Linked DNA regions of Mus musculus: regions 1 and 3 are each linked to region 2. The links are chromatin contacts, found by Hi-C or POLR2A ChIA-PET in ENCODE. All regions are on one chromosome and are shown on one strand. Each heading gives the region's core, a stretch centred on a gene start or an enhancer-like site at or near the end of the contact. The rest is flanking DNA. Distances are from core to core; before and after follow the strand shown. Region 1 has its middle 44 kb from the start of Gm34087. Region 2 holds the start of Enc1 (ectodermal-neural cortex 1). Region 3 overlaps Gm41030 (a long non-coding RNA gene).

Region 1 (3,949 bases), core at 164-2,663, 430 kb before region 2:
CCCATAGCTCGCCAATTCTGTTAACCTAGCTAGTTAGCTTGCTCTGGGGAGCTTCAGTTTCCATCTTCCAGGGTTAGGATCACAGGTGGGCCTCCACACCCACCCTGGGTTTCCTTTGGTGCTGAGAATCCAAACTTTGTTCCTTATCCTTCTTACACAGTAGGTCTTTACTCACAAGACAATCCCCCATCTGTCTTTATGTGGATTCTTTTGAGTTCAGGTTCTCAGGAAACTACCACATGGATACCTATATAATGAGAACAGAAAATGAAAAAGAGGCTGGTAGGTTAAGAACTTCCTTTGTTCATCCACAACTAATTAGCAATGTCTAGCCTGATCCCTGGGCTGTTCTGGGCACCATGGAAACAAAATGTCTGCCCAATGGAGTTCACACTATTGTGTTGTATTTCAGTGTAAAATAGATGGTAGGTCATAGGGAGAAAAAAAATAATGTAGATGGAAACGAAACGGGACTGGGAATTGTGGTGCATGCCTATAATTCAAGGCCATGGCTAACAAAAGCTGGAGGAACACAAACAGGAGGCCAGGCTGAGCTATATCATGAGGTTCTGACTCTAAAACAGGAAAGGGGAATAGAGGGTTCTAAAAGCAAGGTCATGGTGCTCCTCCAATATCTGAGCAAAGATCTAAAGAATAGAATGAATGACTTGTGCAATATTTGAATTAAAAATGCCATGAACAGTCATGGAAACTCATCACAAGAGGGCCCTGCTCCAGACGTATGGAAGGAAAAGGCCAGTGTGACTGGAGACGGGAGAAAGGAGCACTGAGAGGGAAGGGCACCCAAAGCAGCATGCTCCTTCTACCACCTGGAGCTTCTAGTCTGAGTACCGCTGCAGTACTGTGAGTAAAAATGAAAGGATCTGACGATTGCTATAGCAACGCCGCCTAGGAAGGATGATGAAGATTCACATGACAGTTGTGAGAAGCAGCCAGATCCTGGGCTATTTCAAAGGAAGAACTTTAAAGGGATTTGCTAATGGGCTTAAATATAAATCAAGAAAGAACAGGACGAGTCATGAACAACTCCAAGATTTTTTTTTTTTTGGCTTGAGTTTTTTTTTTTTTTTTAAGTTTGAAGAATAGAAGGGAAGCGAAGGTTTGAATATTGACATGTTAAGTTTAAGATACCTACATTAGCCATCCTCATGGAGATGTTGAGTAGGCAGATGTAGAGAAAAGTCTGGAGTTCAAGGCAAAGGCATAGGCATGAGACATATTTTAGGCTCTATCAACATGTGGATGATGTTAAGCCATGAGACTGGCTGATATCACTCAGGTAGTGAATGTGGGTGGAGACGAGAAGGCGTCCAGAGACTGAAAGCAAGCATGCAGCACTCCAGGGTTTGGAAATCCACACCTGGCATAGCTCCGGATAACTGTTATTCAGAAATGTCTTACTCCTGCTTGGTTCAAAACACTCCATTTTGCTGAATCATGCGACTTGGCATTGATTGTTTTTCTCCATTTTTTTCAACTGGAGTTACTCAGACCATAAAATGGAGCTTAAGGCTAAAGTTGCAGATGACTTAAAGCCTCTGTCTTTCTGCTGAGGAATCCTTGGCCAGTGACATTCAGAAACAATTTTCAAAAGTTTCTTTGTTAACGACTAGACAAGAGCAGCACTGTACATTCAGGAAAAGATGTGTCCAAAAGCCCTTTCAAGGGGTATTGTCCCAAAACCAAAAAATCACAACCCATCCTTGGGTGTCACTAAAAGTTATTGACAGTGACTATCACTGCAAAACAAATTATCCTCCAAACTCAGATACTTGAAATAAGTATTGATGATCTTATTGCTCTTAAGCCAGAAAATCCAGTCATGGTTGGGCTGGCTCCCTTGCCCAGGGTTTCACACAAGGCTGCAATTAAGGTGTTAGCAGAGTGAGAGCAGGTTCTCATCTGAAGACTCGGCTTAGGAATAACCTGCCGTTGCTTAGAGGGCACTTTCCATTGTCTTGACACATGGGCCTCTGTAGCTTCATTTATTGTAGAAATGTGAAGACTCAGAAAGGGAGCTAGCAAGAAAGAAAATGTCTTCAGGATGGCTACCACAGGCTCTTACAGCCATCACAGGCTCTAATGAAGCACTAACAAAGCACAGCATTCCCCCCTCCCTCCCCCACCCCGTTCTATAAACCAGAAGCAAGTGGGTGGGATCAAACAATACCAAGTCAAGGACCATACAGGGGCCGGATCACGAGAAGGTTTGCTTAGCACAAACAACATGAGACATATTTTTAATTAAGAAATTTATTTGTCAAGAAAAGTTTTAGGCACAAAGCAAAGTTAAACAGGAGACAGGCACAGCGAGCTTGTACACTTGCCCTCATAGGCTTAACCTCCCCTACCGTCAGCATCACCTACTCAGTCGGTCGGGGGAATCTCCGCTATCAATGAGTGACTTACACTGACACATTAATATCCTCCTTGGTGTTGTTCATTCTGTGAGTTCGATGGATAAAATATGACATGCGTCATGCACAGTAGTCACCCTACCATATGAATCCTTTCTGTTCTACCTATGTTCTTAACTTTCTTACCTTCTCCAGGTAACCCTTGGCAACCACTAATCTTTTATTTACCCCAATAGTTTCATTGTTTTTCAGAGTGTCAGCCAGTTGAAATTATGTAGTATACAGATTTTCAATTTGCCTTTTTAAAACTTGATATATATTTAATATTTAATATATATTTAAGTTTCCTCTATGCCTTTACATGGCTTGATGATTTGTTTCTTTTTTTAAGTATTGAATAATATCTCATTGTCTAGATATACCATAGATTAATTGCTCGTTTACTTCCTGAAGGACATCTTGATTTCTTACATGTTTAGGCAATTATGACTAAAACCACTCTAAATATCATGTGCAGGTTTTGTGTAGTTTAAACACTCAGTTCCTTTGGGAAAATGCCAAGGAGTGTTGTTGCTGGATCATATGGTATCAGCATGTTTAGTTTCCCCAGAAATTGCCAAACTGTCTTCCAAAGTGTACTTGCTTGCATCTAATGAGTGTTCCAATAGATTCACATCCTCATCAGTATTGACTATTATTGTTATCAACAGCATTTTTAATGCTAGACATCTTAGCAGGTCTGTAGTGATGTATCACTGCTGCTTTAATGTGCAACCCTCTAATTGTTCACAGTATGAGAAGCTGAATATCTTCTCATATATTTAATTACCGTGTGTGTGTGTGTGTGTGTGTGTGTGTGTGTGTGTACTGATGAGAGATCTTCTCATTTAAAATTATTTGCTCTAAAAAAATTTAAAAATAAAAATATTTGTTCATTTTCGAAGAGTTGACTTTAAGAAAAATGTTGTGTATTTTAGAGAATAGTCCTTTATTAGTTGTGTTTTTAAGAATGTTTTCTCCTAGTGGTTGACTTGTATTTATATATTCTTACAATTGCAACTTGAGGCTGCTCAGATGCACACCATACCAGTCTGAATAGGTCTGCCTGCCCTTGGAACCTGCCCATACCCTTGGTTTAGAGCTGAAGGACTCAGAGCCAATGACTCCCCTTCCTACCCCTATCCCTGCATGGAGGCTCAGGTGCAGGCCATGACAGTCAGAAGAACAGAGACTTCACACTGAACCAAAGGCCACTCTAGCCACCCGAAGTCCAACCCCCAAATCTGATGGAGTTGCCCTGCTGGACCAGGGGTCACATAGGTCTGCAGAATACAGACCACAAAGACCAGAAAATGAAAGAGGAAACGGAAACCAAGGAACAAAACACCCATCCAACAAAGACAAACTCAGAAGTAGACGATTAGACTTATATTCATCGCAAACACAGATGCATAGACATCAGTGTAAGAACACAAGCAACAACAATACACAATGCCACCACCTGAGGCCAGCTGTCCTACTACTGCAACCCTGGAATATTCCAACCCAGCTGAAGAACAAGAAAACTACCT
Region 2 (4,157 bases), core at 452-2,951:
AACCAGGTGTATACTTAAGAAAACAGTTTGTCTAGAAGGCCTACAGGATGTGCACCACTCTGCATCCTGTGTTTATGCTGCTGTGTTTTCTAAGTCTCCCCCAGAAAACCAGGAGGCAGAGTCTAACCTGTCACCTTGGATCCCATCCCACTGGGAGAGAATGTCACTGTCACAATCTCTCATCTTGCAACCACTGTATGATTAAAACAAAAGGTGCTCCTGAAGACCCTAGGGAGACAACGTGCTCTCTGGTTTAGAATCATGCAAACATCAAAATATCCAGACATAATTTATACATACGGTTATACAAAAAACACCTTCAACATAAAACGAATCATCCTTTCCAACATTTTTTAAAGACCCCAGAGACATAAATCTGCATGCTAAGGAAATGACCCCCAAAATGCACACATATACTTAACTTGCGTCTACAAAGAAGGCAGAGAAAAAGACTGCTATTACTGTGAACATCAAAAGGGCACCTAGTTCAGTGACTTCAGTTCACTTCCTGCTGCTTCCAGGCAGGACGTCTGCCTCCAACACTGGGAGCACCTCCATCTCTCTCCTGGTTAAGCCTGATCTCGATCCCACGAGCAAAGAAGCCAGGCAGACGTTCCCAAGCACTCACATTACTGACAACAACGGAGCCACACTATAAAGATGTTTACCAAAATAGCTCTTGGCCACGCCGTCCCCTCCAACACTTGCAACGGCTACTCTCAACACGCTGGACATGCCAGTGAGGACGACACCAAATTACAAGTCCAAGTCCACTGTTTCATCTCCACCCCGCCCACCAATTCCTACCTAGCCTTTGAAATTAATAATGTCATTCTAAAAGGCAAAAGCTTGCAGGAGAAGAAACTCGTTTTTCAGGAACCAGTTTTCATTCATTTGGCTGCAGTCAAGTGGCCGCAGGAGGAGGTCTGCGCATGGCCTCCACCGCCCCCCAAAGCCGGCTACGAGGCACCCTGGGGAACCGATCCCACGCGCTGGGCTTCCTGGAGACTGCTAGGAGCCGGGATATTATCCCCAACCTGGTTCCTCGCACCCACCGATACTTGCCCGGGCGTTACACCGCAGAGGGGAGGCAAGTTGCTCTCCCAGTGCCGTTCCCACTCCAGCGACTGTTCTGCCTCGAGAGCACCTCCTGGGCTTAAGCCTCAGCCAGGGTGGCGGGCGCCGGCTCGATGCTCCCAAGCACACCCCGCGGCCGACTCCCACCGCCCGAAACCCGGGCGCCCGCAACAGGTTTGGGGTTGCAGGGCAAACTTACAGTAGTGGCGGCTGGCCTCTGCACACAACCGGCTGCGGTTCTTGCCTCGGTCACCCGCAGGGAGCCGACGAAGGGCGTCTCTGTTCCAGGAAGCGGTGGCGATCGCCGGGGAGAAAGGAGCGCTGGGAAGGGAGGCGATAGCGTCCGGGGTAGTGGCTCCCGGGCTGGTTTCGGCAGGCAGCTGACCTCGGTCTCCGGATCTGCTGCTACGGACCTGGCGCCCCGGCCGGGCCAAGCGTCTGCCGGCGCGCGCCTAGCCAGGGGAGAGTGAGCCTGCGGCGGCCGCGCCGCGGAGGAAGGCGGTCTGCACGCAGGGGGAGGGAACGGGGTTGCGGCGTGAGCGCTGGCGGCCGCCTGGCGTCGGCTCCGGGTCTCTGCAGCGCCTCCGTCGCGCCGCTGGCTCTGAGGCTGCGGGAGCTGACTGCGCCGGGCCACCGTGCGCCGGCCTATAAGTTGCGCCCGGGAGGGGGCGCGTATGCAAAGAGACTCGCTAGGGGGAGGAGGGAGGAAGCGCGTCCACTACGCGGGCAGGAGCGGGAGGAGCTGGGGGGGGGGATGACGGGGGGGGCGGTTAGCCGGAGAGGAACTAGGGGAGTGGGGCGGGGAGCGAACGGAGACAAAGCGGACGCCCTCGCTCAGCAACGGGCAGCTGCAGCCCTCGGGGACCGGGAAGAAAATAAGTTTTAGAGGCTCGGAGGGTCTTCGCCTCCTCGGGTCAACCCCATTCAAGGCTAGGTCGGGGGCTGGGGCACCCAACTCAGGGGAAAGCAGCCCTAGGCGCTTTCCTGCGCTCGAGGGTGCCGGGATCCTAAGAATGCTCAGTGGAGTAGCCAAGGCCAAGCTGGGGATCCACCGCTCCCGCATGCACTCACTGGGTTAGACACCCCAGCGGCAGGCAGAGCCTAGTTCCCGCAGGAGCAAGGGAAGAAGCCTAGGTCTGGACCTCGGGGAACACTGCAGGTTGCGCAAGTGGACATTGGGTTACTTGCTGGCAAGAGGCCAGACTCCAAACTCTTGTGGGGGGCTTCCTTCTCCACCCCAAGTTGGTGAGGAAGCCGCGGCAGGACTCTGTCTCGCTCGGAGCTGGAGCCGCAGCAACCCCAGCTGGGTCCTGAGGGCCCACGTGTTTCGCAACCAATCGCCCAGGGCCGCTAGATTCAAAGCCAACTCCTCCAAGGAGCAGACACGCTGCCTCCTCCTGGTAGGGAAGATGTCTGTTACCTTCGGAGACTTGGCCTTTCCTGGGTTTGGTTGGTTGGTGGAGTCTGGAGTTCAGTCAAGAAATAGCGTGTCCCCCCCCCCCAAAAAAAACAACAACCATCACCCCACACACACACCTAAAGTCTCGAGGGCCTAGCAAAAGAAGGAACTCTATCCTAAATAAATAAATAAATAAATAAATAAATAAATAAATAAATAAACAAACGTGGCCACAACTGTTTATGACTCTCATTTTTGACTCTCTGTGCTGGGAGCTAAAACGACACTTTGAGTTGGCTCTTATTCGGCATTTGAGATATGTAGGGACGAATTGTATAGATTATTAGCCCAAACCCTTTATTGTGCAGGTGAGGAAAGAGAGGTCTTTGGCGATGTGAATTGCCTGGCTGGAGACCTGCAGGGCCTCAGTAGTGGCCAGGGAGTTTGCCCTATCCTCTTCATCTCCCCAACGCTTCGCCCCCAGTCTTCCTTTTCTTAAGACACCAGGCGTAGCAATGGTTTAAACCGGCGCAGGAGGCTCCACATGGCGCTTCCTGAGACCACAGACTGCTGAAACCCGCAGGGTTGGTCCTTTATCCCAGCTCCCTCTCTCTGGCTTCCTCTGCTATTGAGGCTGATAGATTTTGCTCATCGCAAAGAAAGACAGTGCCCTCTTAAGTCCTTTCTTAGCATTAACTCGTCAGCCTCACGACAGCCTTTTCAAATCTGTTTCCTATTTTAATTTTTGATAGCGTCTTGGCTCCATTTTGCTTTACAGAGCCAGGGAAAAAGCTCGAGGGATTCAAGGTAAGAACCAGGTGTGGAGGCCCCCAGGGGCAGCAAGGAGCCAGGCAGGCAGAATTCCGTTCCCAAGGAGAGAAAGATTACAACCAATAGAAAGCAAACGGATGGAAACGGAGTTCGCATCAGAGATAGGCTCTGACGAGAGGAAGATAGGAACAGGTCTCCGAGTCTTTTAAAAGCATATTTCTATGTCCTGTGGAGGCACCAAAGCCCACTACTGTGCACTTTCTGGCCCTTTTTCTTTGTTTTCATCTGTCTGGGTTTGGGTCAAACACAAATATGTGGGTTTAGGGCACTAACAGTTCATGTGTACCAGTGGAGTGGAACACTGTTCCATTAAGAAGTTAGCACATCTTCTCTTTTGACAAAATATGCCTGTCTTTCTCCCAAAGCCACCTAGAACTGCTGCTGCTGCCTGGAAGCAGTATATATACCTATGTCAGCTGGTTGGCTGGGGGTTTTGCCAGGAGAAGTCAGCTGGCAGAGGATAGATAATCGTTTCTATTGCATCTCCCACCTGGAAGTTGCAGCATCCACAATGAAGTAAACAGTGAAGTTCGCTTCTCTTTGTAGAGTGCTTGGCTAAGCAAGAGGGCTAAAAGGATGCTAAGTCCAGCTGTTAGCTGCCGCTGTATCTTTTCTACCTAATGTTACCACTTCCTGTGCTTCAAATCAAGAAAACAAAATCACAGCCTAGAAACTTCTGAAATGAAATCAGTGACCATCCACATCCCTTCCTCTGCTAACGGGAGATAAGCAACTTCCGGTGACGGAATTTGTTTATATAGGTTACACAAACCAGGAAATACTGAAAGACACAGGAAGTGAACTTATATTTTAGAAAAGTGCATGTTTCCAGTGACCCTCAGACATGAGC
Region 3 (4,579 bases), core at 1,769-4,268, 280 kb before region 2:
AGACACCAGAAATGCAGAAAATAGGACGAGTCATAGCCCTGGGTGAGCAAAGCCTCCTATGTAAACCCTGAGGAACACAGAACCCCCTCCCGTTAAGGGTGTGCATCCTTCTGATGCAGCCATTTGATTTCAAGAGCCAGGGAGATGCTCGGCGGGTAAAAGGTGCTTGCTGCCAAGCCTGATCACCTACATTTGATTCCTAGGACCTGAACGGTGAAAGGAGAGAACCGACTTTTGCAAGTCATCATTTGACCTGCACATGTGAACTGGGGGATGTGTATGCATGGGCATGAATGCGCGTGCGTGTGTGTGTGTGTGTGTGTGTGTGTGTGTGTGTACATGCTCACGCATGCACTCATAAAATAAACACATTAATATATTTTCTAAAAATGTAAAAGCTGCAGAGAAATAAGTGTGAGCGGAAACATACCCAAATGTTTCTACCAGAGGGTAAATAAACACTCAGTTGGGGGGTGAGCAAACAAATTGTGGTCCATTCATATCCTGGGACATGAATGGGAATCAAAGCAAGCAAGCTGTGATGCGGTAAACGTTAATGAAACTCATAAACCACAACGCTTGAACGAGACAAGGATGAAAATGACTCCTGTGTTGGGATGTTCCTTAGAGAAAGCTCCCGCACTGGGAAGGGGAGTTAGAGTGTTGGGGTATGCAGGTGCTCCAGTTCTCTTGCAAAGGGAAGCTGTGCCCACTACAAGATGCAAGCAGAACCAGCCTCTCTGGGAGGAGGGTCTCTTGGGTAAGATGAGGGTTTCTTGGGCACTTGGCATAGTCTGGTCCTTCAAAGGCAGTGGTTCTCAACCTTCCCAATGCTGCAACCGTTTAATACGATTCCTTGTGTTGTGGTGACCCCCTCCCAACCATAAAATTATTGTGTTGCTACTTCCTAACTGTAATTTTGCTACTGGTGTGAATCACAGTGAAAAGTCTAATATTTGGGATATCTGATGTGTGACCCTCCAAAGGGGTCATGACCCACACAGGTCGAGAGCCACCGTTCAAAGAGATCAGTGTAAACTTGATGTTCATTTTGTTATACTGTGATTTCTGTATGCATACCATATTTGAGGACTTTTAAAGAGGAATAAGAAAGATGGAAAAGAAAAATATTCTAAACAGAATGTCTGGCCTCCACGGGCATATAGCAAGTACTTACACATAAAAGATACACACGTAGACATGAATAAAAGGAAAAACTAGATCTTAAAGCTAATAGCAGCAAAAGAATCCATTTCAGTAACCAAGAAGGTTCCTCTACATATGGAGGGGCTTAGGGCGCTACCTTTACATGACTGATGGCCACAAATCTATGGAGAGCTGTGGCTAGAGACAGGGGCCCACCATCCCTTCAGGGTTTTCCGGGTTTCAAGCCTTAGCTCAACTGGGAACTCAGCTGCCTTTCACAGTCCCACACAGCACTGACTGGCACTGTGATCCTAATTTCCTTTTTTTTTTTCAAGTGAGGAAGAATTATAGACTTCCTTGAGGATGGGAAGCAAAGAAATGCACCAGGGGTAATTACATCCTGCCTCCTTCAGCGTCGCTCAGGGTTGCAAACTGGATGCAGACTCTTTTTCTCCCAGCATGCCCCTCTGCTCCGTGCATTCAACACCTGCAGGTAGGGGGGCCCTCCACCAGCAGCATCTTTGGAGGCCCTGTGAAATGATTCCCATACCCTGCCCCCCAGCACCTCAGCTTGGAGTCTAGGGTGTGCTCTGATAACAGCGGAAAGTTATTTCCTCCGAGTTGAATATTTACTTTGTGTTGATTTTTCCTAAACACTTAAGAACAGCATCTGACAGGAAAGCCCAGGTTCTCAGAATCAGAAGGGCAGGGGCATTTCTGATCACCTCAGTAATGTGTATTCCTCTACCCCACCTCCACCCCCACCCCACCCCCAGTGACGAGACTGCTCAGAAATCTGATGGGCGGGGCTGGAAATTGGGACAATGAAGTAAACACTTGCTCTATTTGTTAATATTTCTACAAGAATTTACTTAATGTTAAATTAAGAATTTAGAGGGGGGCTGGTGAGATGGCTCAGTGGGTTAGAGCACCCGACTGCTCTTCCGAAGGTCCAGAGTTCAAATCCCAGCAACCACATGGTGGCTCACAACCATCCTTAACGAGATCTGACTCCCTCTTCTGGTGTGTCTGAAGACAGCTACAATGTACTTACATATAATAAATAAATAAATCTTTAAAAAAAAAAAAAAAAGAATTTAGAGGGATCGACAACTGACAGACTGACTGACAGACAGACAGACAGACAGACAGACAGACAAGCACAGAGTGTGGAGGAAAAGAAACATGCTGATACTAAAAGAGAAGAGAAGCGGGAAAGGCAGGAACACCCCGCCATTGTTCATCTATTCCTAGGTTAGGTTGTCTTCGCCCCCTCCAGCTCGATACTGTTCTTCCACACCTTTAATTACATGGATGGATTGCATACGAACCACCAGTGGCCTTGTTCTCACTGGCCCTAACTGCTAATGGGCTGTAAATATGGCCTTTAAAAACTAACCGGGGCTTGATGTGGATTTGTGTTCACCTATGTTAATGGCATGCCAGGGAAATAGATTAGCTGCCTGTCTGCCTGCCTGTGACTCGCTACACTGAGCATTTTAGCCCTGACCTGGTTTGGCCTCCTCCAGCATGGTAGAGAACAGTGCCATGGCTATATGCAAATCTAGGCTTTTATGATCCAAAGACAGACTGCCAAGTAAACAAAGCATTTGTGAAAGAGCTCCAGTTACCGTGTGGTAAGCAGCTACAGCCCTAAGGACTCTTTCTAGCCCTCCGTGAACAACTTCGGAGGGAAAAAAGGTAGACTTTTTTAAAGGGAAGGAAAGAACAGAAGGGGAACTCCAGGCTCCGGGCAACAAAGGCGTTACAATGTAATTAACTCCCAGACTGGGCTCAGTGATGGGGCGACATGGCTTCTGACTGCCCAAAGCTTCCTCTTGTCTTCGGCAGGAATTAAAGTCTACATCTGTGTCAGGAGGGCACTCAGACTATTCGCTGCCTGAGACAACCGGGGAAATCAACCCGCTTCAAGGAGGAAGGCTTGTGACATAGCTGCTCTCTCCAGCATGGCTTGCAGGCTGAGCGGAGTTTACAGGACGACTGTTGGATGTCTGAAGTAGACTGAAGGAAGTCTGAGTCTGGGCCATTTGGGAGGGAACGTGATGGAAATATTTGCCCTGGGCTTGGAGAACCTATTTGTTTTGACGACTGCTGCTGCTGCTGCTATTTTCCTTAAAGTGGAAGATAGCAGGACTGGAAGAATGGGAGGCCCTGTCCTTTGGGTCCCGCCTTCTTGCACATGTGCAAGAGAAGAGACGCACGTTGTATATTAGCTGTGCCTCGGACAATAGAAAAGCCATCCTCAGTGCCCTTCCTCCACTCAGCTAAAGAAAGCGTTCATCTCCATAACTCTCAATCAAATTCTTAAAAACTGTGGAGCTAGAAAAGACATTTTCCCTTATTCCACTGGATATGTTTAATATTGACAAAGAGAAAGACAAGACACTTGTGACTTAACAAAGTTCTACATAAACGTGTACAACTGTATCTACTAGATTTTCACCTTAGTTTGAATTTTGATCTTCCTCATTACAATACAGACTTTTCTGCGAAGAATTGTCTACAAAACCCTAGTAAATTCTAATAAAACAAAATGCCTATAAAATTATAAATCAGGCTATTATTAATTTACGCCACTGTGGTAATATTATATTTACTAGATTTATTTTTAGTTTTTAAACAACTATAATTGTAATGCAAGAACGTGTTCAATGTTAAAGATTCTATTTCAAATTCAGTAAAATACTTCCTATGTGGATTAGCTCACACTTAACAAATGTGTCATACTCCATAAATACACCACATAATTAACCCATAGATACACCACACTTAGCAGAAAAGGTCATCTAGTCAGCGAGAATGTAATTAACAACCTGAAAGTTGTTTCCCCATTTTTTAACTCAAACCAGCAGCTCACACAGGACAATAAAAACGGAGGCACTTCCAGTTCTGTTTCTTTGTCCTTCGGGGTCATTGTTTCAAATCTACTGCTGTAACACAGGCAAACACAGGCAAGGGGCAGTGTGAACTCCGAGGCTTCCAAACCATCATGAGCAGACTTTCCAAATGAAAGCAAGCTTATTTCGACACAAGCAGGCACCCTTTGGATTAGCATCCACGAAAAATATACTTTCCAAAAGACTTATAGTAAAACGTGCTGATTTGATACATTTATGTATAGCCACATAGGCATCATTCGATCCTAGTAGTAATGACCTCTATTATGCACTAGTTAAATTGCTAAATTTTTCTCCAAGACAATAATATTTTCTTCCTTTAAAAAATACTTATCTACATTTTGTGTGTAGGAGTGTTTTTCTTCAATGTATGTATGTGCTCCACAGGCATACCTGATGCCTAAAAAGGCCGAAAGAGCATGACTGATGCCCTGGGACTCAAAGCACGGTTATGAGCACCCACGTAGGTGCTGGGACCTAGATACAAGTCCTCCGCAAGAGCAGCAAGTGTTCTT

Evidence for each region. Hi-C counts contacts between places; a loop is a spot of excess contacts on that map. ChIA-PET counts read pairs that join two places held with the same protein, here RNA polymerase II (POLR2A).
Region 1: POLR2A ChIA-PET joins it to region 2 with 15 read pairs in Patski. The contact joins the enhancer-like site here to the promoter of Enc1 in region 2. A Hi-C loop is called at or near these places in 1 of 37 maps with a recorded cell type or tissue (Patski). POLR2A ChIA-PET finds 5 or more read pairs at or near these places in 1 of 5 experiments (Patski).
Region 3: POLR2A ChIA-PET joins it to region 2 with 23 read pairs in Patski. The contact joins the enhancer-like site here to the promoter of Enc1 in region 2. A Hi-C loop is called at or near these places in 1 of 37 maps with a recorded cell type or tissue (left cerebral cortex). POLR2A ChIA-PET finds 5 or more read pairs at or near these places in 3 of 5 experiments (Patski and embryonic stem cell).

What each region holds. Positions count from the first base shown.
Region 1 is chr13:97,664,425-97,668,373 of GRCm38, reverse strand. No RefSeq gene overlaps it. Among named protein-coding and RNA genes, the nearest start is that of Gm34087, 44 kb to the right of the region's middle. Within about 2 kb of position 1,413, at least 1 of the 3 ENCODE cell types and tissues checked has a DNase peak (open chromatin) inside an H3K27ac peak, as active enhancers do.
Region 2 is chr13:97,238,649-97,242,805 of GRCm38, reverse strand. Enc1 (ectodermal-neural cortex 1) reads right to left here and starts at 1,701. Exons shown (of 3, transcript NM_007930.4): 1 at 1,277-1,701.
Region 3 is chr13:97,522,329-97,526,907 of GRCm38, reverse strand. It overlaps Gm41030 (a long non-coding RNA gene), which reads left to right. Exons shown (of 3, transcript XR_001781023.2): 2 at 1,482-1,639. Among named protein-coding and RNA genes, the nearest start is that of Gm41030, 2.6 kb to the left of the region's middle. Within about 2 kb of position 3,018, at least 1 of the 3 ENCODE cell types and tissues checked has a DNase peak (open chromatin) inside an H3K27ac peak, as active enhancers do.